Linked DNA regions of Homo sapiens: all the other regions are linked to region 4. A link is a contact called in ENCODE Hi-C or POLR2A ChIA-PET data. All regions are on one chromosome and are shown on one strand. Each heading gives the region's core, a stretch centred on a gene start or an enhancer-like site at or near the end of the contact. The rest is flanking DNA. Distances are from core to core; before and after follow the strand shown.

Region 1 (3,337 bases), core at 3-2,502, 690 kb after region 4:
AGGCATGGTGGTGCATGCCTGTAGTCCCAGCTACTTAGAAGGCTGAGGTAGGAGGATCCTTGAACCCAGGAAGTCAAGGCTGAAGTGAGCCATGATCATGTCACAGCACTCCAGCCTGGGTGACAGAGACCATGTCTCTGGAAAAAAAAAAAAAGGAAAAGAAAAGAGGAAAGAACACACATGGACAGAGTGAACAGGAGCTGCCTGCCACCCTCCATTTGGACAGCAAGGCCCTGTGAGGGGCCTTGGAGGTGAACCCAGCTCCCGCTGGCCCTTCATCCTCCCACCATGTGGCACAGACACTGGAGGGTCAGGCAGCAGAGGAGGTCGCTGTCCGGACTCCAGAGGGCAGAGCCCGAAGCAGGGGCAGGTGGCAGAGCCCCACACAGCTGCCCCAAGAAGACATGGCCCTGCCTAATGCTGGTGAGTGCTGGGCAGGTAACCTGTCCCAACGTGCTTTGGCTCAGTCATCCTTTCGGCCAGCCACCACCCACCCTCTCCCACCCACTCCTGACTCTGGAATGCCACCTCCAGCTCACCTTACCACTCCAACTCAGTTGCACTGACTGGAGGCCTGGGAGTGCCTGCTCACTCAGCCATCCCCCACTATGATAAAGAGAACCTGAGAGAGGGCACAGCCAGGCCAGCTCATGGCTAGGCCCCCACAGGGGCCCAGAGGCTGAATTTTGTTAGCCCTGGGCAATGTAGGAAGGACCAAAGGCCTCAACCCCCGCCGTGTCCATAAATGCCAGGTTGAGCCCCTCCTGCTGGCCCCTCTATGTCCTGACCAGGTGGCCGGCACCACCCCTTTGACCTTCTGGCTCTGGAGCACCCTGCCCCCACCCCCAGGCCCCCATCAGCTCTATTTTTATCCAAGAAGCACTCGCCCTGTGTCTATTTAGATCACTCCCCATTGAGTTTCTGGTCCTCTCATAATCTAGGCCAAGCCTCCTCAGTCTTCATGGCCCCCTCGAAGGCCAAGCGGATTCTGCATGGCACCCAGCCTGCCAGGAGCCCACAGCTCACCCGAATGGTAGCCCTGGGAAGCTAAATGCTCCCAACTAATGGCAATGCAAGAAACTCACACACCATAGTGGCAACTGTGGGATTGAATGCATTGTCCACAAGAGGTCCCAGGTCCTTCACTCTCTGAGGCCCAGAGGGCACCCCCTGGCAAGGAGGATTCACTCCCACTGAGTGGCTGAGAGGCTGGAGATTAATCCAGACGACAGCAAGTGTTTATTCATAGCAAGAAAGAGACCAGTCGGGCAGAACTTTGACTTGTCAGTGCCAAACCTCAAACCGACAGCTCAGGCCCCAGCCCCTGGCCATAAAGCCACCTGACCTGTTCCTAGGTCTTCAGCAGCTATTTGGAACCTTTGCCAGCTGGGGCCAGGAGCCCCGCTGTGGGGCCATGATTTCCCCCAACCCATCCAGACAGTTGAAAAGATGACCTGGTGAAACCCCGTCTCTACTAAAAAATACAAAAAAATTAGCTGGGCGTGGTGGCAGGCGCCTGTAGTCCCAGCTACTCGGGAGGCTGAGACAGGAGAATGGTGTGAACCCAGGAGGCAGAGCTTGCAGTGAGCTGAGATCACGCCACTGCATTCCAGCCTGGGTGACAGAGCAAGACTCTGTTTCAAAAAAAAAAAGGATGCCCTTAGGAAGCCTTCAGGATTTCAGCTGATTAAGTAAATTAACATGTATGATCCACTTCCTGCAAAGGTGTGGACAGCTATGGGTGGAGAGCCAGAGCATCTTGCCCTATAACAGAAGGGCAGGCACTATCCCTGCTTCCTGCTGGCTTCGTGTGAGGTCATCTATGTGCATGGACCGGCCCCTAGAATCCTCCCCAGCCCGGTTCACAGATGACAAACCTGAGGCAAGAAGGCTCATAGGTCAATGCAGCCAGGAGGGGTCTGAGCTGAGACTTAAAAGCAAAACTGTTTGAGTTGGATCTTCCTGAATCTATCCTTGGAGACGGTCTCAACCCACAGTCCCCACAGCCACCTGAGAACCACTAAACAGGCTAGTTTAAATGCAGGTTTCATCTTCACCTGCTCCCTGGGGCTGATTCCTTAGGTCTTGGGTGGGGCCTGGAAATCTGCCTTCCTGGCTGTTTTCCAAGGCAGTGAGTCAGGCCCACAGGGACCCACCGGTCGACTCCAGCCTCAGAGGTCTAGAGAGGGGAACCTGTGGCCAAGGCCACACAGCAAGACAGACCAGAGCCTGGGTCCCCTCACTGAGGCTGGGCTCCAAGGCTGCCTGCTTGCTTGGGTTGGGAGGAGGCAAAGCTGGTGCAGCAGGGCCTGGCTCTGTACGCTACACCCGGAGGAGAACCAGGCTGTGTTCTCCTATCTCCCTGGCTCCATCTTACTCTGGTCCATTGCAGCCCTACTAGGAACTGTGTTTCTGATGTTTGTAATTCTAAAAATATGTTTTAGAAAACTGGAAATAACAAACAAACCCTCTTTTTCACCAGCACGGAGAAGGGCAGGCTGTCAGCCAGCAGGCCCATGCGCAGATCCCACCATACTCACAGCCAGGTCCTGTCCAGTGGATGGGACAAAGAAGGCCCTGCCCTGGTGGAGCTGACATTCCAGTGGGTGCTGGGTGATGAAGGCAGAGAAACAGTGGGGCTGAGGTGGGGGCTTTCCCCAGGGAGGATGTCTTAGTCCATTCTGGCTGTTGTGACAAAATAAAAACATGAACTGGGTGGCTTATAAACAGAAATTTATTCTCACAATTCTGGAGACAAAGTCCAAGATCAAGGTGCCAGCAGATTTTGTGTCTGGTAAGGGACCCACTTTCTGATTCCCTGTGTCCTCACATGGCAGAAGAGGCAAGGGGGCTAAGGTCTCTTACAAAGGCACCTGGCTGGGTGCAGTGGCTCACACCTGTAATCCTAGCACTTTGGGAGGCCAAGGCTGGAGGATCACTTGAGTCTGGGAGTTCAAGACCCAGCCTGGGCAACGTGACAAAACCTTATCTCTACAAAAACAAGTCAGAAGAGAAAGTGTGAATCGATTCCTGTCCTTGGAGTCCTGAGTGGGCTTAGATGAGGTTAGAGTCTTTCTGCTCTATTCTTCCCTTGCCCTCTGTCCCAGAGGTTGCTGAAAGCTATTGCTGCCCCAGGGCAGGTCAGGGGCCAGAGGCATAACCGTGCACCCACTGGAAGGGGACCCCACAGCTGGACCTGGCTGCTGGGGACATGGAGTAGCCTTGAGGGACCCCCAGCTGGAGGGAAAAGGAAAGCCAAGCGGCACATACTGGACAAGTGTTAGGTTTCAAAAACCCAGGGAAATCCAGATACTGCCCAAGAAAACAGGTTCTAGAA
Region 2 (2,921 bases), core at 218-2,717, 710 kb after region 4:
ACATAATGGACCACCTCTCAGGGAAAGAGCTTTCAGCTCTCAGGATGGTGACAATCAGAGGATGGCAATAGGTAAAAATTTATTTAAAACGATCAAACAGATACTTAATGTTTATGAGGCTTGCCTTAAAAATAACTCCAACTAACAGATTCTTCCCCCAGAACACAAAGAATAGGATGCTATTCTATTCCAAGGAAAGACTGGCAGATGGATTTCACCCATATTCCAAGGATAAGGGACATCCAGCATCTCTTCGTATGGGTGGATACCTTCAGTAAGTGGGTAGAAGTATTCCCATGCCAGACAGAGAAAGCCTCTGAGGTAATAAAAGTACTAATCAATGAGATAATTATTTGCTTTGGACTGCCTAAGTACCTCCAGAGTGATAATGGTCTCGAGCTTACTGAACCACAGGGCAATTTCCTCCCACACTCAGCAAGGAAACACCTGAGTTAAATAAAAGAGCCATCCCTGCGATATTTAATGTCACACCGATGCCCATTGCCAGGTTACCAGATATAATTTGGAGAGTCTCATGCCATCTCTGCCTTTAGCAACCTGGTCAAGTATCTGCTGGACTTCTAGGCCACAGAAAGATGGCCACAGAGGGGTGAAGAAATAGGCTGAGGGTTCTTGGGGAGAAAGACACAGTGAGGCAGTAGGAGGTGGGGAAGAAAAGAAGACGGACTTTCACAATGGAATTAGGCACTGGGGAGAGATCAATTTCCCCACGTCAGGGAGAAGAAAGTATAGGTGGGGAAAGGGGTGGCCAGGAGCAGAAGGAAGAGGACTCAAGATGGAAAGGGAGCCGCTGTGCCTGTGGCAATACCACTTGGAGAGGTCGTTTTCATACCTTCAAGCCTTTTCCCCTGGGGTTTTGATTGTGTGGGTGCCCCATTTCTTGTCCTCTCTGCAGATGTCCAGTGAGATTTCCTCCTCCTCGTGCTGTTCTTGTGTGGCTTTCTGGGCAGTAGGGATCTTGAATTTCCTTTCTAACACTACGCCCAGCAAGGCGGGGAGCATTCCTCTGCCCTTTCTCTTGTGCCAACCTGGAAAGGTGCAGTCTAGATTTCAGTGAGAACCCTGCCAGCTGAGCCCTGTGCATCTACTACCTTGACACAGGGTGTTTTCCCACCAGAAGCCCTGCTGTGCTCTCCTGGCCCAAGTAGGGGATTCCATGCCTTCCCTTTCATGGTCTTAGCACCAGCAGCCTAGTTTCTCCCTTCCAGAGTCTCCAGGGATGGCAAATGTAAGTGGAGACAAACCTCGTCAGGTGCCCATCCCCTAAAAGGTTAATTGTGTATACGTGGCTGTGGGTGCCTTTGTGTTTTCATTCTCTTCCGCTTTTTGTTAAATTTGGTTGTCTGTGTGGTTTTATACTTGGTCAAAAGTACTCGTCTTGGTGATGCACTATTGTATGCATGAGAGAATTGGGGGAATGCGCATGTGGTACAAGAAAGAACCCCTGACCCCTTTCCTTCTCTGTGGTCCCCGGCATTAGATTGGGGGTTCTGGGAGAGGCAGGTGAATGTCCTAATGTGAATTGTTCGGTTTGTAACTGGAGTGTTTTGAAGTCTTTGGTGTTGCTCTGAGAGAGGACATCGCCACCTGGTGTTCATGAGGTGTCTGTGCAGAACAATAAATGGCAAATGAACAACCACAAAATTGTTGCTGTTGTTAACCTTCCGCCTTTTGTAGATTAGTGCACCTATTCTGTGAGGGATTTGGGTTGTCTTCCTGAGGGCAACCACAAGCCCTACCACTGGATGCGGGAAAAGTCCCTTCAGCACCCACTTAAAAAATATATCTTCCACATTGTTCTCACCCACACATTTGACCTGGTTAGACTCTTCACCTAACGGAACAGACAATATGGCTGGGAAAATAAGTAAGTGAACATGTGGGAGAAAAACCATCGTTAAAATTGTGAATGTTCATTTTTAAAGGTTCCTTCGCCTGACTACAATATGAAGTATGTTTGAATTGTTGCTTCTGCCTGTTGTTTCTCAAATAAATGTTTAATGTTAATCATCTCAAAACTGACAAGAACACAAAAATAAAATGTAAATGCAGAGCCTCCTTTGTCACCCAAATCTGTGTCTATTTCTGATAGTCCATGGAATGTGGTTTTCTTGGAAGCCAGGGTTGGTCTCCCCACAGACCCTAGCCTAAGGTTACCAGTTAGGGACCCAGGACTTGGAAGGCAGAGCCTGTGAGCTCTTCCATCAGGGATCTGACTCCGCAAAACGACTTGATGAATGCAACTGGCAAACTCCCATGTTCGGACTTCATATGCATGAGCCGTTGGACAGAGGGTTTCTTAGTACATACTTTAATGCATATTTATGTGCGATCTTGTTAGTGGGAATATAAGTTTGTGAAGAACTTCTCATTTCAATAGGCAGTTAATGCATTAAAAGTCTGGGAATTTGGGGCTGTATTTTTCCTTTCTGACTCAATAATCTTCAAAGAATTCATAGGAAAGTCAGTATTTGCAGACAAGTGGTTAACTTGGCTAAAACGTACAAAACACTCAGAACCCACAAAACACTCAGAGGTTTAGAAGAACGTTTTAATGCTTAAGAGGCAGAGTTAAGTAAAGGGGCTATAGAAATCAGTGTCCTTGGCTGGGCAGTCAGGAGAGCAGGGCTCAAATTCTGTGACTCACTTCTCTGTATCTCAGTTGGAAATGAATGGGTATCCTGGTTCCCACCTTCCCACACGCTGTGATACTTCAGACTCCTTGGATGATCTTTTCAGCCCAAGATCTTGATTGTGAACATTAACAAAGAGAACAGTCATCCTTCATAGAAGATAAATCAGTAATGATATTTGATTCAGTGAATAAATGTATCCTTTAAAAAACATTTTGTGGAGGAACATGACAGTGGTGGAGTAATTACAATCAGATGAGATTGGTA
Region 3 (3,053 bases), core at 461-2,960, 530 kb after region 4:
TTTTAAAATATGTCAGGGTATATTACCCCCCTGCTTCAAATCCTCCATTTAAAATAAATTTCACATTTATAGCAAAATCCAGACTTCTTCATATGGCCCACCAGGGGCTTTATGCTAATGGAATGTGCAGATGCTCCTCCCTGAGGAGCACCTTTTACCAGGGCAAATTCTCTATCTCCAATGATGTCAGGCAATTTCGACAACACCATTCTCTACCATCTCTTGCTTTTCATAGATTTGTTTCCTCCAGATTCTACAAAAAAAGAAGATCAAGTCTCCTTGTGCAATGATTTACTCTCTGATGTATATTGGTGCCAGGCACGTGTACTGCTTTCAGATGATTCAAGAATAACAGCGATTTAAGAAAGCTGTCGTTAAGTTTTCTCTTCTCTTTGTCTGTATGACATTATTTTTACAATTATACTTCCAAAGTTTGCTCTTTCCGAACACCTCAAGACCCGTGTAATTTAAGCAGTGATTTTAGGGGTCTCTGTATATTTTATATTAATTTCAGAAACATGCTCATGATTATTCCACCAAAACTATCAACTGTTACATAAACATCTGTCCTTCTATGAGTTACAAAATAATTGTCTCCATCCCCACTTAACCATCTTCTCTCCTTCTTTGAGCAACTTCTGAAAAATAACACCCAATACTGATGGCATCTCATTCTATTCAGCTTCTCAGACAGTAAGACGTTCTTTTCTTAAACAGTAAGATGTTTTCTCAAGCCCCATGCAAAGCACTTCTTTGATATCAGTTTGGGGAGGTCGTACTCTGGAGCCTTCATCCAAAGGGTAAAGTACAGCACTCAGTAATGCGCGTCCTGGGAACGAGGCCTAAGCAGTGCTGGCCACTGCCTCCTCCAGGCTGGCATTGTCTGTGTTCGCCAGCCCCGCCGCGAAGTTAGCTCATTTGTGATCAGGCCAAGTCCCTTTAGATTTCACGCAGACGCGGGTGCAGCCTGCTCTGGGACTTGAAGTCCGCTGGAGCCTGGGCCTCTGCATTATCCGGGTGGAGCTCTCTCTGCTGCTGCCGCCAAAGGATCCCGCCTGGATGCTCATCCCGCCACCGTCGCCCACCCCGCCGCTGCAGAAAGGCAGCAACTGCCACACACCTAAGCAACTTGGCGGGCTATTCGCCCTGCAGCTGCCGCCAGCGCGCGGCTCCCGCCAGCGCGCTGGCAATCAAAAGTCGGAGAAAGCGCGAAACCTCCAGGCACCTCCCACTCCGCCCAGCTACCGCGCAGCTCCTCCCTAGCCTCCACTGGGAGACAGGGGACGCCCATGAGCGGGAAAGAGCAGGGCGGTGATTGCTTAGTTTATCCTGGGACACGGGAACTGGCCGTGGACTGAGTGGTGCCGGGGAGGGGATCACTGAGACCGGGAAGGGTCATCCAGACAAATAGGGAGGGTGGGCGGGTTGGCGCGCAGTACCCTCGGCCCGGCCTTCAGACCCACCTGCGCGCGCTGCGCGCTCATCCGGTCCTTCCCTTCAATCACTGTCTGGAGTGATGATAATTGGCTTCCACAGTGGATGAGAGATGAGTCATTTACATCCAATGAGAGAAAAACAGCCTCCAGAGACTCTTCGTCCATTGGCCAGCGAGAGTGTCAGTTCCCAGGCTCCTGCCGCGCACGGGCGAGCCCTTCTAGGCGGGAAAAGTTCAGCTGAGAGATATAAAAGAGCAGTCTTTCCAGCACCTGCAAATCCAGAGCGGCGGGCACTGACGGGCACTTGCACCGTGTGGACAGACTCTCCGGTTCTGTGAGTGGTTTTTCTTTTCCCGGGTCGGACCTGGAGTTCTTAGGGGGATGGCTGACAAGGGCAGTAGGCAGAAGGACCTCAGCCCAAAGTCAAGGGGGTTTTGGATGGGGAGCTGGGCAGCCGCCCGTTGTAATTCCCTTCCCCCTGTCTCAGCTTCAAAGGCCAAGAGTTGTACTCCTGAAGAGATACTTAGAGATCATCTGGGTGTTCCTGAATCTCGAGAGGGTCGTTTGACCCTGGTGGGTCCTTTCCCTGCCCGGTGCCGTTCGCGCCCATAGAAGGAGACCAGGTTCGGTTAAGCAGAGCAGAAACTATTCACTGATCAAGGAATGGAGTAGGAGAGCTCCTGCTCAAAGTGCCTGGAGTGTAGTGTGAGGGTGCTTCTTAAGGTCTTTTAGGGCAGGTAGTTGGAAAGCAAGGATTTCTGGAAAGAGACGGGGCTTTCCAGAAACAGCTGAGTGTGGCAGTCTCCTATTTTCTGTTGCCACCCAACACTACATGTGCCTAGCAAGCTGCGTTTCTCCCCGAGGCACAGATTGAGGTATGGTAATCAGCAAGGATTCAGGTTAGGGTAGCGCTTCTAAGTTCGTTTCCCATCTTGTAGCACGGTGGTTACTGACATCCAGTCTCTGTTTCTGTAAGCAAGCACAGCTTCAAGCACAGGTTACCTTCATAGGTTCTGGGGCTTTAGGAAAGCATTGAGGTCATCCTGCGGTGACAGAGGCAGCTGTTCAAAGAACTTGGTGCGCCTTTGAGGCGGGGGTTGTGGAGTGAGGCAGGTAAAAATGCAGATTCCATAGCCACACCCCGACATACTGAATCAGAGTCTGTGAGGGTGGGATCTGGAATCCTTTTTAAAAAGCTTAGAGGAACCAATTCACACGAACAATAAAAGTTTCATCTGAGCCAAAGTCCTTAATCTAGAAATGAGGAAATGGGGATCCCTAAAAGGGTTACAGGGAGAGGGTTGGTGGAAAGTTAGACTATGACAGTTTTAGGGTGGTTCTTTCCTGGCCTTGGAAAGTTTTCTCAGCTGCTGCTCTGATCAGTACACAGCTGAATGCTTTAGGGGAACCCTCTTCATATATCCAGAGTTCCCTCTCTGTGCAGGTCTCCCACCATGTCTTTGGCCTGTGACCTCTTGTCACCTTAGTCTCTCAGCTTTGTCTCCTTAAATCTGGAATTCCTACTGGTTTTGTCTTGCTGCCCTTCCTTGCCACACTGGCCTGGAATTCCTCAAGGTAGTCTGCTAAAGTGGATTATAGGATACATTTCAATTGTCA
Region 4 (3,077 bases), core at 562-3,061:
AATTTCCATTGACACTATGCCAATCGATTATTACAACTGAAAATGACATTAGCCCTATGAAAATGGAAAATACTCAGTAGAGAATATAAAACATTTGTCTAATATGAAGTGGTATCTGAGTCAAAGTACTGGAAGGAAAAATGTACTTCAGCACTTGTCTACAGTTTAACTGAATGATTAATGTGAAATTTAAAATTGGATCCCCAGATCTTGTTTCCAGCTTCTTTCTTTTGGGACTTTTAGCCCTGGATGCCTTATTTTCCAGGGGTAAAGGATGTTCTTGCAAATCGTTCCTTGATTGTAATGGATGAAAAGAAAAAAGAAATGGGAGAGGCCCACTGCATCACCAACTGCAACGGAAATTCCCTTTGATGAATCAGGAAGACAAATTAATGTCATACGCTAGCGTGCAGAAAAGTAACCTCTGATAAAGTTGCTATTGTATAAACCGCAGAAGCAGATGGCTTCCGGCCGCAGAGCTTAAGAGACCCTTCAGCTTCTCGGTGTAGGTCACCAGTCATGTCACGCTCACAACCCTTTCGCCTCCCTCTAGGTCAGGCACCGCATCCAAGTTAAGCAACCGACGCCGGCTCCTTGGTGTCCCAACAAGGTCTAGTAGAAAAGCAACTTTATAATTCGTTTCACAGATTTGATTAAGAGCCAACTGAGTAGTGGGCCTTGTGCTAGGGCTCCGAGGGCCCAAGGACCCCATGGAACCAGATTTAGTCGCTGACCTCTAGGAGCTCACAGGTGAGTGACTCACACACCGGAAGACGAGATCAATAATGTAGACATGAACGCTGGCTAGCCAGTCCCAGAGGAGGTGTCATCTGACCAAACCAAGGCAAGTCTGGGCAGTTACGCAGACACCCCGAGAAAGGTACGCCAACGCCCAGATAAAAAGTAAGAAAAAGTAGGAAAAACCCTCCCATCAGACCAGCAATTGGCTCGACGCTTGAGCCCGGATGTACGGCACGCGTCGCGACCTAACCCGGAAACACTGCCTCCCGAAAAAAAGGTAAACTCTAGACTGCGGAAAGTAAACTACCTTTCCCGTCGTGACTCAGTTAGAACCTCCCGGCATCCTCTCCACCTCTGGTTTCCCATCTATTTTTCCTAAAGCCTAGGCGAAATAAGACTTCATCTCCCAGAATGCCCTTGGTTAAGTTAACGGTGCGCATGCGCCAAGAGGCGGGCCCTCGTTGCCCCCACAACCCCGCCTCCGTTTTGCCGCCGCCATTTTTTCAGAGACTTTCATCCGGCAACCGACGGGGCTTTTTTTCTTAAAGGAGAAGCGACAGCTCAAAATACTACCCCCTTCTCCGCGCAAGATCTGGCGGCGCTGGGGACAGAAAGGCCAAAGACAGGAAAGTGGGGTAGGGTGGAGGCGGAAGAACGCCCAGGCTACTTCTGCGGCCTAAAGAAGAATAGAAAGAGCCCTTGTGGTATCAGTGGCTCCTCAGGGAGGCAGGTGCGCGCGCAGCCAGTCTAGGGTTTGCGTGAGGCGGGGAAAGAGGTGCGATTTCTTCTCACCCGCCTCCCTCGCGAGACCTGCCCCTCGCACTGCCCCTAGCGCGCGTTGAAGTCTGGAGGGGGGAAAAAGGTCACTTTGGGATTGTCGCGAGACACAGCCGTTTAACGGTGAGAACGGGTGCGCGGGGAAGGAAACCTCGCGCGCTCCCCTTTTAGCCGTTTCCTGATTGGCTGAAGGAAGGGGTGGGGGAGGGAACCTGGGGCGCCGCTGCGTGTAAGACTGCGAGGGGCGGGGTGAGGAGGCTTGTCCTCTTTTCCGATTGGCCCGCTGAGCGTCTGTGGCGCGCGCGCGCGCGCCGCCAGCGGTAGCGGACCTTGAGTGGCAGGGGGTGGGGGGGGCGCCCTCGGAGCCGGGCGGAGGGGAGGGGGGAAAGAGGAGCGCAGGGTGAGAGTGAGCCGCAGGCTTCGGGAGGCGAGGGGGCGGGGGGAGCAGCGCCGAGGCCGCCGCCTCCGCCTCCGCCGCCTAGGACTAGGGGGTGGGGGACGGACAAGCCCCGATGCCGGGGGAGACGGAAGAGCCGAGACCCCCGGAGCAGCAGGACCAGGAAGGGGGAGAGGCGGCCAAGGCGGCTCCGGAGGAGCCCCAACAACGGCCCCCTGAGGCGGTCGCGGCGGCGCCTGCAGGGACCACTAGCAGCCGCGTGCTGAGGGGAGGTCGGGACCGAGGCCGGGCCGCTGCGGCCGCCGCCGCCGCAGCTGTGTCCCGCCGGAGGAAGGCCGAGTATCCCCGCCGGCGGAGGAGCAGCCCCAGCGCCAGGCCTCCCGACGTCCCCGGGCAGCAGCCCCAGGCCGCGAAGTCCCCGTCTCCAGTTCAGGGCAAGAAGAGTCCGCGACTCCTGTGAGTAACAGTCTTTCAGGCGGTGGGAAAGACCCCCCTCTGTCCGTACGCAACCCTCTCGGCTCCCGTAGCGCCTACTCCACGTGACATCCTGCCTGGTCTGCCCCCTGCCGGCTCCGCACGCCAGATGTCACACCGTTTCCCCGGGAGCCTTCGTGCCTCCTCTCTGCGCCACCCTCATCTCGCTCCTGTACCTTCGCTTGTCGGGCCGTTTCCCCACTCCCCGAAATCATCTTTTGATACACCCCTGCACTCGCTAGTGATCCACCTCCTCCCTGACACCCGCAGGCTCATCCCTCTTTCTGGCATCCGCACCCCCTTTGTCACCCTATCCCTTTCCTTTAGGCGGCTCTCCAGTATTACATCACATGCCCTTTAGGGAATACACAGCCCGATCATAGCCTTCAAAAATGATTCCCCCCCGCCTTCGCGTTAGCTCAAGAGCCAGATGTACTAGTGTGTTTATGTAGCTTTTTTTTTTTTTCACTTTTCTAAATTTTTCGCAACCCTTCTCATTCTTTTGAGAAATTTGCCACTTATTATGGTCAGGTTAAAAGCCCACTGCTACGATTTTAAGTATGGAGTCTTTCATATAAAATTATATGAGCATTCTTTAATGTTTGTTTTTACTAAGTAGCATATGTTTTATCTTTGTGTTTCGTGTTTTTAAATGTAGGAACTTCATCCTTGAAATTAGAATCATCTG
Region 5 (3,334 bases), core at 122-2,621, 990 kb after region 4:
CAGCCTCCCAAAGTGCTGGGATTACAGGCGTGAGCCACTATGCCCGGCTGTGGTTCATCATCTTAATGAGGCTTTCTACTGAAATTCAATCCATATCCTCCGAGTTCCACTGACCTCCGCCCCCATGCCAGACAAGCATGGACAACTCTGGAAGCCTAGAAACTGGTGGATGGCCGATTCCCGGGGTGTTTCCTAGTGATCTCTGCCAGGAGCTTCTCTGTTGGTGCTGATAACAAATTAGCCAATGGATACAAACCTGTTTTGTAAACTGCCAGGTGTTGAAGATCAAACGGTGTCCTCTGAAATTCAGTTCTTCCTGCATACAGCGTCTGGATATCTTTGCTGGGGTGGGGAAGGTGGTGCATAGGGTTCAGAGGGGTGCAAGGATATGATGTACAAGTGACTTGCAATTTGGAAAATAAAAATACAGGGTGTCCAGTTAAATCCAATTTCACAGAAACAACAAATATGTACTTTGTATATTCCATGCAATATTTGGGACATGTTTATACTAAAAAGTATTTGTTGTTTCTCTGAAATTCAAATTTTGGCCGGGTTCAGTGGCTCGTGCCTGTAATCCCAACACTTTGGGAGGCTGAGGCAGGAGGATGACCTGAGGTCAGGAGTTCGGGACCAGCCTGGCCAACATGGTGAAACCCTGTCTCTACTAAAAATACAAAAATTAGCCGGGCACCTGTAATCCCAGCTACTCCGGAGGCTGAGGCAGGAGAATCACTTGAACCCGGGAGGCGGAGGTTACAGTCAGCCGAGATCACGCCACTGCACTCCAGCATGGGAGCAAGACTCCATCTTAAAAAAAGAAAAAAGAAAAGAAAAGGAAAAAGAAAAAAAAGGAAATTAATTGGACGTCCTGTATTTGGTCTTCTAACCCTAGTGTAGATTTAAACTAGAAAGGGCTTCCGATCTCTGTCTCCCGCCCCACCTAAGAGCTGTTCTAGGGTCCTTGTTATTGTTTTTGTTTTCTTTTTTAAAGACAGAGTTTCACCGTGTTGGCCAGGCTGGTCTCGAACTCATGACCTCAAGTAATCCGTCCGCCTCGACTTCCCAAAATGCTGGGATTACAGGCGTGAGCCACCGCGCCCGGCCCCGGTCCTTGTTACGGTTTAAAAAGCTGGACAAAGCCCGTGCGCCGAACGCTTTCGAGGACTTCTTTGGCCAAGAGGGGGCCCGGGCTGTCACCATTCCCGGCAAGCCCGCGACCAAGCAGGCAGCGGAGGCGGCGCAGGCCGAGAGCTCCCGCCCCTCTGACAGTGAGAGAAGGGTCGCAGCGCCCACGGCTGCCTAGAACCCGAAAGAAGAGGAGCGGGGTGCGGGGACACAGGGTTGCTCAAGAAAGTGAGCTATGCGCAGTGCTCCGGAAGAGCTTGTCTCAAACCAGGTCCCAAGTGAGGGCAGAGGCGTAACTTCGTACTGGGCAGTTTAAAAGGTAAGACATATGTCCCCAGTATCCTCCCTCCCAGGGGAAAATGACGATAAGGTTTCCCTTAACTGCCCCAGCCCGCGTGAGAACCCACAGGGTGTTGACCCTGTTAACTGCAGAAAGACCCTGTTAACTGCAGAAATCACATGTAGTGATGACTAACGCCTAAAACGGAAGCGCTGCCGAAACCCGGGATTGAACCAGGGACCTTTAGATCTTCAGTCTAACGCTCTCCCAACTGAGCTATTTCGGCTGCCGTGGAAGACGTTTTTCTTTTTTTCTACATAATTATAATAAAATAGTATTTGTTCCGTGGTAACAAAGATCATATGGATTCAGCTAGAGGTAGGCATTTTACAAATGTTACAAAGGTGATAAGGCAAGGCCCTTGTTTACAAACTGAAGTGATAAATCACTTTTCTCAGGGTTTTTTGTTGTTGTTGTTGTTTTAAGTTCCCTGCAATTTGCTTTTTTCATTTAAAAACATATTATGGACTTTTTTCATGGCAGTTATGTAGACCTATCATACTTTTTAATCCACGTTCGCCAGTATTGGATTGTATGGTTATAACATAATCTATGTAATCAAACTGACAACTATCAGCTTTTTTACCTTTTTCTATATCTCATTATTAAAAACAATACTGCCATAAATTTTTAAAATATACTTGTTTTTCTTGTGCAAAGGCAGATTTTGCAAGGTAGATATATATAAACATTGTGATTTTTACAGATATCTTCAGATTGAAATCCAGGATATATAGAAGAGGTAAGGAAGGCCATTTGTAAAGGCTTCAAATGTAGACTTTCAATGCTACCTCCACATGAGGTAAACATAGAGTCACTGTACAGTATTTGTTAAAAGCATTGATTTGCTAAACCTAGCATTAAAAATATACCTCAATTTTTGGAATACCATCTTGGCATTTTTCATTTTTAAATATATATAGTCAAAAAAAAGAATTAAGTCAGGCTTCCCTCAAACTCTAAGAAGCAAGTTGTGGTTTAATAATATCTCTAATATGCTGATTTTATTCCTCCTCCACCTCCCATTTCATAATTTTCATCTCTTGCATTTATTCACTGAAAAATGTTTTAGCCAGATGCGGTGTCTCTGGGAGGCCAAGGCAGGCGGATCACCTGAGGTCGGGAGTTCAAGACCAGCCTGACCAACATGGAGAAACCCCGTCTCTACTAAAAATACAAAATTAGCCGGGCGTGGTGGTGCACGCCTGTAATTCCAGCTGCTCGGGAGGCTGAAGCAGGAGACTCCCTTGAACCAGGGAGGTGGAGGTTGCAGTGGGCCGAGATTGCGCCATTGCACTCCAGCCTGAGCAACAACAGCAAAACTCCGTCTCAAAAAAAAAAAAGTTTTATATAAACTCCATAAGGCTGTTAGAATAATTCAATGCTTTGTATTCACTTGCTTCATAAATAAGGAGCCAGCATGGACTCATTACAATTTGAAATAAAAGCGCCATGACCTTAGTTTAGAATTTATAAACAATAGGCTTAAAATGGAGGATGAGTATAGACTGTCATTCTCAAGAAAGATTAAGAGTACATCTGAAATGAGATGTTTGTGGCTGTCACGCCTAAACTAGGTGACTTTACAGTTTTTTCAGACTCAAGAGCCTATCATTTGTTTAGCTTAAATTTCACCCTTTTGGTTTCCCTTGGTAGTTGAAGTACGAAAAATTCTAAAATGACCCACAAAACACCCTCCCAGCCCCACAAAACCCTGCATAATCCCTGGGACTATGAAATTCATCATATTAATTTATAACCTGTTATTAGGTGATATTATATAGTACAGGTTACTCTAAAATATGTGATTATCTGGGTGAGCCTGACCAATCACTTGAGCCCTTTAAAAGCAGAGGGTTTTTTCTA
Region 6 (3,169 bases), core at 526-3,025, 590 kb after region 4:
ATTCATACTTACCAAGACTATAAGAAAGTTTCCTGAGTTTTGATACTTTCCATTTTTATGACTAGAAATAAAAGTAGCCCAATAAATTTTTAAATTACTTTTTCTTCAGTTTGCCTTCTGTTTCTTTTCCAGAAAATTCTACCCCCATTTTCTCCCTTCCCTTCTTTCACACTGAGACACTTCTACATTGCCTGTTATTGTGCCACCTCTGTGTTGTATAGGACATGCTATGGAACAGGCATTTTCTTTTGAGACAGCCCAACTAAATTTTGAATACTGGTTTCCCCTCTAACTAGCTATGTAATCTAGGGCAAATAGTTTAAATTCCTTAAGTCCTGTCATTTGTAAAATGGTAATAATAATGGCCTATGATATAATTAGTCGAGGTATCCTTGTTTTCTTTTTGTTCTTCTAATTCTGAAACTCGACATTTTAATGAGTGGTATTGTTTAGGTTGGATTAGGAACAGTCCCCAAATAAGGGAGAGGCCGACTAGGCATTTTGGAGGCCAAGCTGTGCAAGAAGACCAGAAAGAACAAAGCTCAGAGGTTCCTTGAGCCTGGTGCCTTTAGGGGCCTGAAGAAGAACAGATCTCACACTTTTTCTTTTGCTTTGTATTTAGAACTCTGTTGGGAGAAAGATAAAGGTAGAAGGATGCAAAATTCTAACAATGGGAGAAATGACAGCTGCAAGGAGAGGGAGGGGGAAGCAACTCTTCTAAAACATAAAAGGGTCATATGATATTTATGAAAAAATTGATTATTTCAAAAAGATTCACAATCCCATTCTCTAACACATAATCTATTTTTACTTTCCCGCATCCTATAACTTGGATCTTGATAAGACTCGATTCGTTGTTTTATGTGGTTTGCAATCTCAACAAAACAAAATTTGTGTTCTTTGACAAGGATAATGCATAATCCTGACTTCAGTCTTCCCTTTTAGTCAGAACCTACCTATTTAAGGTTATTTTCCATATTAACTATTGATGATCAAAATAAGTCTAACTCGTGTTTTTCCTAGTGTTTCATAATTTTAGTTACAGAAACGATGCAGATAAAATTAATCTAACATGCGTCTTCCTGACTCTAGTACGTTGAATCTGGCCAGAAAAACCACATTTGCTCTCTACGTAGGTAATATAAATCCATCATTAGCGAAATTGCTGCATCCCTTTGGACTGGGTCTCATTAGCAGAGGTTGGAGTGGCCACTGGCCGGCACACGACACTTTAGGCCAGCAGGGGGCGGGTAAGCTCCAGGGCACTCGCCCGAGCAGCAGGGGGCGTGTCTTCTGCTTCCTTGACGGACAGCTAAGGATGCGGGAGAGGATGAGGTAATAGGAGCCGGGGCAAGGAAGGAGTTGGGGTGCGCGCGCGTGTGTGTGCGACTGTGAGTGTGCCAGTGCGTGCGCAAGCCCCGAGACAATGCGTGTCTCCAGTTCGCGCTGCGGACACTGATCATGCTGCATTAAGGAAAAAAAAAGAGAGAGAGAGAGAAAATTACATTTGGGGGAAGGAGGCTGCAAAGTTGCGGCTGGGCGACAGTGGTGGTCCCGGGGCCGTGTCATGGCGGGTCGCTTCTCTGCATCAAGGAACCAGGGAAACACACGCGGGCGCGGGTTTGCCTTAGCGCCCTGCTTGGGAGGGGTGGTTCATTCTGGAAGGAACTGAGCAGAGCCACAGGCAGGGGGAGCTCTCCCAGCGGCGGGGACTGCAATTCGTGCGGCGAAGGGGTGGGGAGGGAGGGAGAGAGGGGAGGGGACCAGAGCGTGCCATTCCGAGCGCGGCCGTGCGGCGAGATCCCACCCCGGCGTCTGCAGAGGCCGAGGCGCAACTGGTGCGAGGGCTGGGTCCTTGCCTCGCCGTCAGCCCCAGCTCGCGGCCGCCGGGGCTCGGGCCGCGCGCCCGCCGAGTGGCTTTTGCAAGGCGGGGGCCTGTTTGCAGAGAGCCGGGCATTTGCATGAAGCGACTCGACCCCACAGAGCAGCGGCAGCAGCAGCGGACCCCGGCGGCGGCGGCGGCGCGCGGTCCCAGCCAGGCGGCCCCGGTGTCCCGGCCCCGGTGGATGCACGGCTGGGGAGGAGCCCATGGGCCGGAGCTGAGGCTGCCCGGGGCGGCGGGGCGCGGGGCAGGGGGCGCGGTCGAGGCCCGGAGGCGGCGGCGCAGGAGGAAGCGGAGGAGGTCGGGCGCTCGGGGCCCGGGAGGCGGGCCGCGCAGCGCCGCAGCCCCGGGCTCGCCATGCTCCTGGCCTCGGCCGTGGTGGTCTGGGAATGGCTGAACGAGCACGGCCGCTGGCGTCCCTACAGCCCAGCGGTGAGCCACCACATCGAGGCGGTGGTCCGCGCCGGCCCCCGCGCGGGGGGCAGCGTGGTGCTGGGCCAGGTGGACAGCCGTCTCGCGCCCTACATCATCGACCTGCAGTCCATGAACCAGTTCCGCCAAGACACGGGTGAGCCAGCCGCCCCTGACCCCGCCCCGCCTGCTCCCACCTTCCCAACCTGCCAAGGTACCTCCCTCCCTGTGAACCCACCTTGGCCACCTAGTCGGCACTTCTGTGCAGCAGTGTCACCAAGAGGTGGTGGTGGGAGGCGATTCACTCCGCTGAATCCTCGCAGGATCCTCCCTCCCCCTTAAACATCCATGCAAATAGTATCAGTGTTGTGGTTTTGCAAACCCAGCTTCAACCTAGTCGGTAACAATCCACTCCCCACCCCTTTCATGCCCCCGCTTTTCAGCAGTTGGTGGCCCTAAGTCTTTCTATGTAGAAATTCTAGGGCCGCCCCAGACTACAGGCAATCCCAGCCCTTCGCAAAGGCTTCCTGCCCTCATCCCGTGGCGGCCGGCACCTTGGCTGACCTGACCCTGTTTTGCTTCAGGCACGCTGGGGCTTGCCACACGTCCCCTCACCCCCGATCTCACTGCCTCTGCGTCTCCTGTGTGGGATGCCTCCCCGCAGCTGGGTCCTGGGTGTGGGAACTGGGGGAGGAAGAAGGGATTCCCCGGAGGTTCTCGCTACAGTCGGGTAAGGGAAGCGCCGGGCTCCCTGGGAGGAGAGACTAGGGCTGGGGTACCCTGGACGCCGCGGCATTGGCGAATGCCTCTGCTACACACTACATGCGCGGAAGCAACAGGCCGGAGCAGATGGAGAGAGGAGGGGGAGGCTCGGGG
Region 7 (3,240 bases), core at 510-3,009, 800 kb after region 4:
GGTCAGTTTGTGGCATTGTGCAGAATACGAAATCGGGTAAAACCAGGAATGTTGTTGAATGAAGAGCACTGTAAATAAAAGAAGGTGAAAAGGAATACTTAGACCAACTAAGACCAACTACCCGTGTTTAGAGTGGGTATTTCTGATTTCTACATTATGTAGGCTACTGTCTCCAGACCTCCAAGTTCTCCAAAAACAACAATGGAGAGCCATTTGAAGTATTTCAAAAGGTCTAATGGAATTGTACATGAGTACTTTCTCATATCATCTTGCAGTGATGCAACTGGGCTCTTACTACTCAGAAATTATTAATCAAAGCTGTGTATTTAAATAAAAATTAAATCAATAATATTTCAAAACAGAATTCATTTTTTAACAGGTGAAAAAAAAACAGAAAGTAACAGAGGTCAAATCATATCCTTAAGAAATTGCAGAACTGGAATTCAACACCTATTTTTCATCCCAGAGTAATAACTTGAAATTTTATGTTGAGATTATTATTTTCATTGAGGTCAGAAAATTTCTGTAAGGCGAAAGAGAACTCAAGGAAAAGCCCTAGGTGGGGGAAATGGAAGCAAAGAAGTGAGAAGAGTTGAATAATGGGAGAGACTGAGGACCATAAACCTTGTTTACTGAAAGAATCAGAGATAATTAGATAGCAGAGAAGCAACCATTCCATCTAAGTCTTGCCCTGTGAACTTGACCCAGATCCCTCAAAAAGACACAATTCTTGCCAAAGGTTAAAATTAATTATTTCTCGTACAAAGGAATTTTCCATGTGGGCCCCATTGCACTCTAAGATGGATGATTTTGGCCACAAAACTTGCTGTTCACTCACAGCAAAAGCGATGACCACAACTTCAGATCTTCTTAAACGTGCCGTTGAGAGCAGAGAATAAAGGGGAAAAGCCAATTCAAGGGAGAAAACATTCCAGGTACTTGCTCTCTGGTGTCATCATTGTCATGGAGCTTTTGTCCCTACAGATTTCATGCCCCACTTTGCCATGTCCCCACTGGATTCATTCCCTACTTCCCAATGGTCTATATGATGGTCTCGTGACTGTAGATTTTCTTTACTAACTTTGGAGTCATTTGAGCTGGAAAGGATATAGGAACCTAGGGATCTTATAGTCCAAACTATCCATTTCAGGTGGAGAACCTGAGGCCAGAGAAGCTAAGGGATTGTCCCAAGATAGCACAGCTTGCTGGTAATACAGCTTGATAACAATAAGTTAAATTCATGTACATATTTGTATTTCTGTGGTATTACTTATAATATCTCCTTTTTCATTTGTGATTGTCTTTATTTGAGTCCTCTCTTGGTTATTCTCACTAATGGCTTATCAATTTTTGTTTATTATTTTAAAAACCAAATTTTTGTTTCATTTATCCTTTATATCATTTTTGGTCTCTATTTCATTTAGTTCTGCTGTAATCATTGTTATTTCTTTATTTCTGCTAATTTTGAATTTGGTTTGATCTCACTTTTCTAGTTCCTTATTTAGAATTGTTATTTTCTCTTGCTGAGTTGTTTCCTTTATCATTATATGATCATCTTCTTTATCCTTTTATTGTTTTTAATTTAAAGCCTGTTTTATCTAATTATAGCTAATTCTGCTTGCTCTTGGTTTCCATTTGTGTGAAATACCTTTTTCCACTGCTTTACTTTCAGTCTGTATGTGCCTTTACAGATAAGATGAGTTTGTTGTAGACAGCTTATGGTTAAGTCATGTTTTTTAACCCATCTTACCAATGTATACCTTTTAAAAGCAGTGTTTAATTCTTTTATGTTCAAGGTTAGTATTGATAGGTGAGGTTTTGTTCCTGTCATATTATTAATTGTTGTCTAGTTATTTTATACATTCTCTTTTCTCTGTTTTTCTCATTGTTCATTTTTGGTTTTGTGGAATTCTGTAGTGGTGTCATTGTGTTCCTTTCACTTCCCCTTTTGTATTATTGCATTAACAATGAGTTTTATGTTTGTGTGTTTTCATGATGGTGAATACCATTCTTTCACTTTCAAGTTTAGGAATCCTTTGATCATTTCTTCTATTTCCAATCTAGTCGTGGCAAATTCTATCAGCATTTGCTTATCTGGAAAAGAGTATTTCTCCTAAAGCTTAATTCTTGCTGTATACAGAATTCTTGGCTACTAGTTTGCTTTTTTTCTTTCAACACTTGGAATACGTCATTTCACTACCTTCTTACCAGCAAAGTTTCTGCTGATAAGTCTGCTGTTATTCTGAAGTAGTTTCCTTTGTAGATGACTAGATGTTTTTCTCTTGCCAATTTTAGAATTTGTTCATTCATATGATTTTAGATAGTCTAATAATATGCTATGGCAAACTCATTTAGGCATTGTAATTTTCTGGGGATCACTGAGCTTCTTTTATTCAGATGTCTGAATTTCTTGATACACTTGGGAGGTTTTTATACATTATTTCATTAATAAATTTCTTAACCTTTTTTCCTCAGGAATACCAATAATTTATTATTTAGGTCATTTTAGATAGTCTTAAAAGTCTTGAAGGCTTTGTTTATTCTATTTTATTTTTATCTGACTGTATTATATTTTTAAAACCTATCTTCAAGTTCTGATTCTTCCTTGTGCTTAATCTAGTCTATTCTTGAAGGCTTCAAATGTATTTTGTAATTCTTGCAATAAAATTTTCAGTTCTAGAATTACTGTTTTTTTTTAAGATATCTATCTCCTTGGTAAATTACTCATTCATATCTTAAAATGATTTTCTGATTTCTTTGTATTGATTTTCAGATTTCTCTTGAAGTTCATTGAGCTTCTTTAAAATCAATATTTTGAATTTTTATCTGGAAATTTTAGAATTTATTTGTGTTCAGCACTTATTGCTGGAGAATTATTGTGGTTTTTTGAGGGTGTGGTTTTTTATTATACTTGAAGTTTTAGGGTACAAGTGCACAATGTGCAGGTTTGTTACATATGTATACATGTGCCATGTTGGTGTGCTGCACCCATTAACTTGTCATTCAACATTAGGTATATCTCCTAATGCTATCCCTCCCCCCTCCCCCCACCCCACAACAGGTCCCGGTGTGTGATGTTCCCCTTCCTGTGTCCATGTGTTCTCATTGTTCAATTCCCACCTATGAGTAAGAACATGCAGTGTTTGATTTTTTGTCCTTGTGATAGTTTGCTGAGAATGATGGTTTCCAGCTTCATCCATGTCCCTACAAAGGACATGAACTCATCATTTTTTATGGCTG

Evidence for each region. Hi-C counts contacts between places; a loop is a spot of excess contacts on that map. ChIA-PET counts read pairs that join two places held with the same protein, here RNA polymerase II (POLR2A). Pooled maps may share reads with other maps.
Region 1: a pooled map shows a loop between it and region 4 (3-fold over the local background). The contact joins the enhancer-like site here to the promoter of ZFP91 in region 4. A Hi-C loop is called at or near these places in 3 of 168 maps with a recorded cell type or tissue (B cell, GM12878 and OCI-LY7), 11 of 37 single-sample maps with no recorded cell type and 10 of 50 pooled maps. POLR2A ChIA-PET finds 5 or more read pairs at or near these places in 2 of 52 experiments (OCI-LY7 and activated B cell).
Region 2: a map with no recorded cell type shows a loop between it and region 4 (4-fold over the local background). The contact joins the enhancer-like site here to the promoter of ZFP91 in region 4. A Hi-C loop is called at or near these places in 3 of 168 maps with a recorded cell type or tissue (B cell, GM12878 and OCI-LY7), 12 of 37 single-sample maps with no recorded cell type and 9 of 50 pooled maps. POLR2A ChIA-PET finds 5 or more read pairs at or near these places in 1 of 52 experiments (activated B cell).
Region 3: a loop to region 4 is called in a map of PC-9, with 19 times the contacts of the local background. The contact joins the promoter of FAM111B here to the promoter of ZFP91 in region 4. A Hi-C loop is called at or near these places in 9 of 168 maps with a recorded cell type or tissue (B cell, CD4-positive, alpha-beta memory T cell, Caco-2 and 5 more), 36 of 37 single-sample maps with no recorded cell type and 17 of 50 pooled maps. POLR2A ChIA-PET finds 5 or more read pairs at or near these places in 12 of 52 experiments (BJ, OCI-LY7, PC-9 and 6 more).
Region 5: a loop to region 4 is called in a map of B cell, with 3 times the contacts of the local background. The contact joins the promoter of LINC02739 here to the promoter of ZFP91 in region 4. A Hi-C loop is called at or near these places in 18 of 168 maps with a recorded cell type or tissue (B cell, CD4-positive, alpha-beta memory T cell, CD8-positive, alpha-beta T cell and 13 more), 27 of 37 single-sample maps with no recorded cell type and 35 of 50 pooled maps. POLR2A ChIA-PET finds 5 or more read pairs at or near these places in 2 of 52 experiments (activated CD4-positive, alpha-beta T cell and activated T-cell).
Region 6: a loop to region 4 is called in a pooled map, with 9 times the contacts of the local background. The contact joins the promoter of DTX4 here to the promoter of ZFP91 in region 4. A Hi-C loop is called at or near these places in 10 of 50 pooled maps. POLR2A ChIA-PET finds 5 or more read pairs at or near these places in 4 of 52 experiments (B cell, HepG2, Panc1 and 1 more).
Region 7: a map of GM12878 shows a loop between it and region 4 (5-fold over the local background). The contact joins the enhancer-like site here to the promoter of ZFP91 in region 4. A Hi-C loop is called at or near these places in 1 of 168 maps with a recorded cell type or tissue (GM12878), 3 of 37 single-sample maps with no recorded cell type and 4 of 50 pooled maps.

Annotation. Positions count from the first base shown.
Region 1 is chr11:59,266,159-59,269,495 of GRCh38, forward strand. No RefSeq gene overlaps it. Among named protein-coding and RNA genes, the nearest start is that of MPEG1, 55 kb to the left of the region's middle. Within about 2 kb of position 1,253, at least 6 of the 41 ENCODE cell types and tissues checked have a DNase peak (open chromatin) inside an H3K27ac peak, as active enhancers do; they include B cell and OCI-LY7, where a contact is called at or near this core.
Region 2 is chr11:59,283,109-59,286,029 of GRCh38, forward strand. No RefSeq gene overlaps it. Among named protein-coding and RNA genes, the nearest start is that of MPEG1, 72 kb to the left of the region's middle. Within about 2 kb of position 1,468, at least 5 of the 41 ENCODE cell types and tissues checked have a DNase peak (open chromatin) inside an H3K27ac peak, as active enhancers do; they include B cell, GM12878 and OCI-LY7, where a contact is called at or near this core.
Region 3 is chr11:59,105,527-59,108,579 of GRCh38, forward strand. It overlaps FAM111B (FAM111 trypsin like peptidase B), which reads left to right and starts at 1,711. Exons shown (of 4, transcript NM_198947.4): 1 at 1,711-1,770. LOC105369315 (a long non-coding RNA gene) reads right to left here and starts at 1,199. Exons shown (of 3, transcript XR_007062680.1): 1 at 1-1,199. RefSeq lists enhancers at 1,600-1,689, 2,830-2,879.
Region 4 is chr11:58,577,252-58,580,328 of GRCh38, forward strand. ZFP91 (ZFP91 zinc finger protein, atypical E3 ubiquitin ligase) reads left to right here and starts at 1,812. Exons shown (of 11, transcript NM_053023.5): 1 at 1,812-2,371. The coding sequence starts at 2,031. It overlaps ZFP91-CNTF (ZFP91-CNTF readthrough (NMD candidate)), which reads left to right and starts at 1,863. Exons shown (of 13, transcript NR_024091.1): 1 at 1,863-2,371. It also overlaps a transcript of LPXN not described here. RefSeq lists enhancers at 566-645, 666-1,185, 804-1,496, 1,216-1,445, 2,190-2,881 and 1 more and a silencer at 1,866-2,285.
Region 5 is chr11:59,564,759-59,568,092 of GRCh38, forward strand. LINC02739 (long intergenic non-protein coding RNA 2739) reads right to left here and starts at 1,372. Exons shown (of 5, transcript NR_187292.1): 1 at 257-1,372. TRF-GAA2-1 (tRNA-Phe (anticodon GAA) 2-1) reads right to left here and starts at 1,694; the gene lies at 1,622-1,694. RefSeq lists enhancers at 666-1,167, 1,013-1,192, 1,168-1,667.
Region 6 is chr11:59,170,357-59,173,525 of GRCh38, forward strand. DTX4 (deltex E3 ubiquitin ligase 4) reads left to right here and starts at 1,776. Exons shown (of 9, transcript NM_015177.2): 1 at 1,776-2,450. The coding sequence starts at 2,240. It overlaps LOC124902601 (basic proline-rich protein-like), which reads right to left and starts at 3,089. Exons shown (of 2, transcript XM_047427951.1): 1 at 2,909-3,089; 2 at 1-2,374. The coding sequence starts at 3,089. The coding sequence ends at 1,566. RefSeq lists enhancers at 913-1,453, 1,540-1,834, 2,462-3,169, 2,733-2,842 and silencers at 1,713-2,282, 2,343-2,392.
Region 7 is chr11:59,378,757-59,381,996 of GRCh38, forward strand. No RefSeq gene overlaps it. Among named protein-coding and RNA genes, the nearest start is that of OR5AN1, 21 kb to the left of the region's middle. Within about 2 kb of position 1,760, at least 3 of the 41 ENCODE cell types and tissues checked have a DNase peak (open chromatin) inside an H3K27ac peak, as active enhancers do; they include GM12878, where a contact is called at or near this core.